Regions from separate parts of the Homo sapiens genome. Here region 1 is linked to region 2. A link is an interaction called in ENCODE POLR2A ChIA-PET data of the cell type or tissue named here. Cell type or tissue: Panc1. All regions are shown on one strand. Each heading gives the region's core, and the rest is flanking DNA. Links, peaks and the distances in the headings are about the cores only.

What was found. Peaks named below come from ENCODE experiments on the same cell type or tissue, not always from the same donor. Only the 100,000 strongest peaks of a DNase experiment are listed, where the experiment ranks them.
Region 1: POLR2A ChIA-PET joins it to region 2 with 8 read pairs; 3 of 35 experiments call an interaction of 5 or more read pairs at or near these places.

What each region holds. Positions count from the first base shown.
Region 1 is chr2:200,197,520-200,200,435 of GRCh38, reverse strand. No RefSeq gene overlaps it. Among named protein-coding and RNA genes, the nearest start is that of SPATS2L, 110 kb to the left of the region's middle. In Panc1, for the core only: a CTCF peak has its summit at 321 (motif pointing right); no DNase peak of the experiment used is centred there.
Region 2 is chr2:200,315,397-200,318,312 of GRCh38, reverse strand. All of the region lies in intron 1 of SPATS2L (spermatogenesis associated serine rich 2 like), which reads right to left. Among named protein-coding and RNA genes, the nearest start is that of SPATS2L, 10 kb to the right of the region's middle. In Panc1, for the core only: no CTCF peak of the experiment used is centred there; no DNase peak of the experiment used is centred there; H3K27ac peaks cover 2,316 bases.

The DNA of each region.
Region 1 (2,916 bases), core at 298-2,797, 120 kb after region 2:
GATTAGCTTAATAATTGGTCTTCTGAATTATTTTTCTGCCAATTCAGAAAGAGCCTGAGAGCCGAACTGCTGTGATTGGTTTTGCTCTTCTGGGTCTGGCCCCAGCACAGCTACTGGGCTCCTGGCTGGTACTGGTGAGTGTCTGCAAAGAGTCCTGTGGTGTGATCCATCTTCAGGTCTTTCAGCTGTGGATACCAGCACCTGCTCCAGTGGAGGAAGCAGGGAAGTGAAGTGGACTCTGTGAGGGTCTTTGGTTGTATTTTTTTTCAGTGCACTGGTTTTGTGTTGGTTGGCCTCCAGCCAGGAGGTGGCGCTTTCAAGAGTGCATCAACTGTGGTACTACAGGCAGGAAGCAAAGTTGCCCTAGGGTGGCCTGGTTACATATTCAGGTTTCTGAGGCGGTGGGCAGGGCCATAGAGCTCCCAAGAGATTATGTCCTTTGTCTTCAACAACCAGGGTGGGTAGAGAAAGACCACCAGGCTGGAGCAGGGATACATGTGTCTGAGCTCAGACTCTCCTTGGGTGGGGCATGCTGCAGCTGCTGTAGGGGCTGGGGGCGTGGCTCCCAGGCCAATGGAGTTTTGTTCCCAGGGGGATTATGGCTGCCTCTGCTGAGTCACACAGGTTGCCAGGGAAGTGGGGTAAAGCTGGCAGTCACCGGCCTCACCCTGCTGCCACACAGCCTGTAGTCCTAAGGGCTGGTCTCACTCCCACTGTGCTCCTCCAACTGCATCAAGTCCAGGCAGCCAGTGACCAGGCCTGAGAACTTGCCCCAGACCATGAGCCTCCCTGCTGAGAAAGCAAGCAGACTCACAGCTTTTTGGCATCTGGGGAGCCTGCAGAGGTGATCCAATTCCTTCAAAGGGTCTGTGGATTCTCTTGGCTTTCCAGGTATGTTGCTGTGGTAGTTCATGGAGCAAAAGTTCACAATATGAGTCTCCACATGCTGCTCTGTCTGTCCAAGAGGGAGCTGCAAGCTAGTCCTGCCTCCTATCTGCCATCTTAATCCTGTACCATATTTTCTTTATCCATTCATCTACTTACAGACCTTTAGGTTGGTTTCATATCTTGGCTATTGTGAACAATGCTGCAATGTTCACAGGAGTGCAGAGAGTCCTTTGACACATTGATTTCAGTTCCTTTGGGTATATATCCAAAAGTGGGATTACTGCATTGCATAGTAGTTCTGCTTTTAGTTTTCTGAGGAACCTCCATACTGCTTACCAAAGTGGCTGTACCAATTTACATTCCCACCAACAGTATATAAGGGTTCCCTTTTTGTACTTCCTTTTCAATACTTATCTCGAGCTTTTTGGTAAAAGCCATTCGAAAAGCTGTGATGTCTCATTGTGGTTTTAACTTGCATTTCCCTAATGATTAGTGGTGCTGAGAATTTTTCATATACCTATTACCATTTGTATGTCTTCTTTTGAAAATTGGTCAGTCAGGTCCTTTAGCCAATTTTCAGCTGGCTTATTTATTTTCTTGCTGTTGAGTTGTTTGGCTTCCTTATATATTTTGGGTATTAACTTCTTCTTAGATGTATGGTTTGTAAATATTTTCCCTCATTCTGTGGGTTGTCTCTTCACTCTTTTAATTGTTCTCTTTGCTGTGCGGGAACTTGTTAGCTTGACGCCATCAATGTGTCTACTTTTACTTTTGTTCCCTGTACATTTGGAATCCTATCCAAAAAATCACTGCCCGGACCAATGTAGTGGAGCTTTCCCCCTGGGTTTTCTTCTGGAAGTTTTAAAGTTTCAGGTCTTAGATTTAAGTCTTTAATCCATATTGAGCTGACTTTTGTATATGGTGTAAGGTTCTAATATCAAGATAAAGGTCTAATATCATTCTTCTGTATGTGGATATCTAGTTTTTCAACAACATTTATTGAAGATATTTTCCTTGCGCCATTGTGTTTTTTTTTTTGGCACTTTTGTCAAAAATCAGGCTGGGTGTGCTGGCTCACACCTGCAATCTCAGCACTTTGGGAGGCCAAGGCTAGCGGATCACCTGAGGTCAGGAGTTCGAGACCAGCCTGGCCAACATGGTGAAAACCAGTCTCTACTAAAAATACAAAATTAGCCAGGCATGGTGGTGCATGCCTATAATCCCAGCTAATTGGGAGGCTGAGGCAGAATTGCTTGAACCCGGGAGGTGGAGGTTGCAGTGAGCCGAAATCATGCCACTGTACTCCAGCCTGGGTGACAAGAGTGAAACTGTCAAAAAAAAAAAAAGCCAAAAGAAAAAAAAAATCGACTGTAAATTTTTGGGTTTATTTCTGGGCTTTCTATCCTGATCAATGTGTCTGTTCTTACACAGTTTCATGCTGTTTTGATTATAATCCCTTTATAGGATATTTTGAAATCAAGGAATGTAATGCCTCCAGCTTCGTTCTTTTTGCTCAAGGTTATTTTGGCTATTTGGCATCTCACAATCAAACTTTTTAAAGAATTGTCTACATTTGCTGTTACCATTTCTACACTAAGGATAAGAATATGCGATATCCTTGAACCGCCAGGCTACTGAAAATTATCTTGCCCAAATTCTTGTTGTGAAATCTTAAGGACATTTTTCAGTTGTTGCTTTGCTCTATTTTTTCAAAAATGTTTTTCTCTTTTCTTTTAGCTACAGTTACCTGATTTTTCTTTTATATCTTTGACTGCTTCTTCTCACACATCATTACAATCTTTCCTTTTCTACTCATTCCTTAAATATTAGTAGCCCTAAGAAATCTTTTCTTGGCAGTCTGATATTCTTCCTCTAAACTCTATAGACAATGTCCCCTACTTTCAGCTATATGCTGATGGCACCAAAAGCTAAATCTCTAATGCAACCCTCCTCCTAAGTTCATTGCCCATATAGCAATTGCCTGTTACACGTCTCCACTTGGATGTCTTTCTGGCACCATAAATTTAG
Region 2 (2,916 bases), core at 151-2,650:
TACATGTACTGAATCCACCATTCAGATTCCACAGGAGAAATAAACGAGAAAGGAAAAAGACCTGCCAGATCAGGGCATTTGCAATCACAGTGACTGGCATAACATCTTCCCCTTTTCCCTTAAAAAATTACAGGACTGACCACATTCCTACAATAAACACTTGTCGATCAGGGCAGTATGTGAGATCAGACTCTCTGCTGTTTACAGCACTTCAACAAATGGGTTTTCTCAGTTATGTACTGGTAATCACTACAATACGTGAAAGTCAGCCCACACTGAGAACAATATTGCCTCCAATCAAAATCATTCTTACCTTAGCATACTAAAGCTTTTTCCCTCTTGTAAGCAACAAAAGCTACAACAAAAGAACTTCCCAAACACCCACAGCTAAGGAAAAAACTGCTCCAACAAAATAAGTGTGAAAAATCTGTCCCTGGTGTCCAATTCATATATAAATCTTCTTTTTCAGGATATTTTAGTGGCTTTATTTGTAATCTATCAGCAAAGAATAGAAATAAAAGTTTATTTTGATGGCAGTGCACCTGACTATTCAGAGATTCAAAAACCTGCTTTGTTAATTGTTATGCTATCCTGGCAGAGGATGTAAACATGCCTTTTTTCCAAGGCTTCATGCTGTACCTATAATCTCAGATGAATATTTTCACAAATGCAAAGCATAGGGAGAATGGGACTTAGGCAAAATGTGAAGGCAACTTCCTTCTGGTCCTTTGTCACCCTTGGCTGGGTAAAATCTGGGCCCCTTGCCCCAGATTTCATATCCTCTTCCTGATCAGTCTCAGGGAAAGGTCTATAAAATTATTCAACATAAGGAGGGTGAATTGAGATATACTGAGATATGAGGATAAGTTTGACTTACCACCTCCATAGCATTTGCATTTTAGGCCCTGGTGCCAGGCACTTTATATTTTATCTTATTTAGTCACAACAAAATCATAACAGAATTGTAGGCGTTACTCACTTTGCTTCATACATGAGAAAACTGGGGTCCAGAAAGATTAAATAACTTGCTCAAATTCATATAGCCAGCAATGGCATGACTCAAAATCAGGTCTTTCAAGTGCCAAAGCCCGTCCTCTTTTTCTTCTAAATCATACTGGTCATAGGAAACTAAATAGAGTTTTTATAACGTAGGCTTTCACATATTGGAGAGCAAAAAAGAGAAACTTGATATTTGAAGTGCCCTTTTCAGCAGTATGGATTCTGAAACCACAACATAAAGGCGGCCACCTTTCTCATACACACATAAGACCAACCTTCCCACTAGAGACAAAGATATGAATGCACCATAATTTAAGAAAATCAGCCCTATATCTGTCTTCCTTTCTCCTTCCAAGTTGTACAAATGGGACTCAGAGACCAGCGGGACTGCAAACTAGCAAGAATATTTGCTCTCAGGGGTCTGGAGCCAGGGAAAAGCCAAGCTCCAGGCAAATTATTCAATTCTAAATATCTATCAAGTTTCCTGACCCTTGCTGGTAGTTCTCAGTACTAAAGAGGCCTAGAAGGGAGTAGCAGTGGCCCAACCCTAGGGACACTACTGTCCCAAGAAGGCTTGGAGAAACATGACAGGATCCTTAACTAAGACAACTTGGGGTCCCTCCACAAGAACACAAATCCAGGACTTGGGAATGCAGGAGACAAGGTGGAACCCAGTACAAAAGTGAAAACTTGTTTACCCAAGAACAAGACTGAGTTATGGCTACCTGGCTAAACTACCTGGACAAGGCAAACTGCATGGTTGGTCCGCGAAGTCGCTAAGCCTCAGATGAAAGGAAGCTGTATGCCCTCTGGAAAGGGCCTAAACTGGTCCTAGATCCTGCGAATGAGGGAGAAATAATCACATCAAGGTAGTTACCACTCCTCTCAGGCCATTTTCTATAATGTAGGACTTTCAAACTTCTGTTTTTAGCACAAGAACCTTTGCCCCTAACAAAATCTTATACAAAATGCCTACTCATGAAGCAAATAAAAACAGCCGCCCAGGTTGAAACCAAGAGAGGAAGTTCTCAGAATTTAAGAGTCCAACAGACTACAGCAGGCAAACCACCACTAGAGAAGACACTGAGTCACACTGCCTATCAGATTTCACTGGAATCTAATCCCACTGGACTGTTCTCTTTATAGTCACAGTTTCTTCCCATCACCTCTTCCAGGAGGGTTCCCCTTCCTGATCCAACCTGGTAAGATCTGGTTTCCTATCACAGGTTGGCTTTTCCATCGTGAACACATAAAGCTCTGCATATCTCTTTTTTTTTTTTTTTTTTTTTGAGATGGAGTCTCACACTGTCTCCCAGGCTGGAGTGCAGTGGCACGATCTCCCCTCACTGCAAGCTCTGCCTCCCAGGTTCACGCCATTCTCCTGCCTCAGCCTCCCGAGTAGCTGGGACTGCAGGTGCCCACCACCATGCCAGGCTCTTTTTTTTTTTTTTTTTTTTGGATTTTTGGTGAGACGGGGTTTCACCGTGTTAGCCAGAAGCTCTGCATATCTCTTAAGGCAACAGGTGCTATCTTCCAGGTCTTTCTGACAGTCCGTATGCCCTTCCCTCAAAGCCCTTCAGGCCAACTCATCCACAGATTACTGCCCTCAGTGTCTTAAGGCATAACTAACTTCTGTAGAGCCCTTATCAGTGTGGGTCACATCATTTTGTTTGACACATTATGACTGTATGGTGTGCATAATATTCGGACTCCAGATTCGTTGATTCATTAATTTGTTCAGGATCCTACAGCCAGACAGTAGGGGAGTTGGGACTTAGCCCACTAGGAAGAATCAACGGCAGGATGGGGAATCTCAGAGACCTGGCTCTCAGGGTTTCAGCTGGTGCCTCACAAATAGGAGGCTTCCAGGGAATGTGATTCCACTTTCCCTTCCCTTGTTCCTCCTGTCTACCTCAA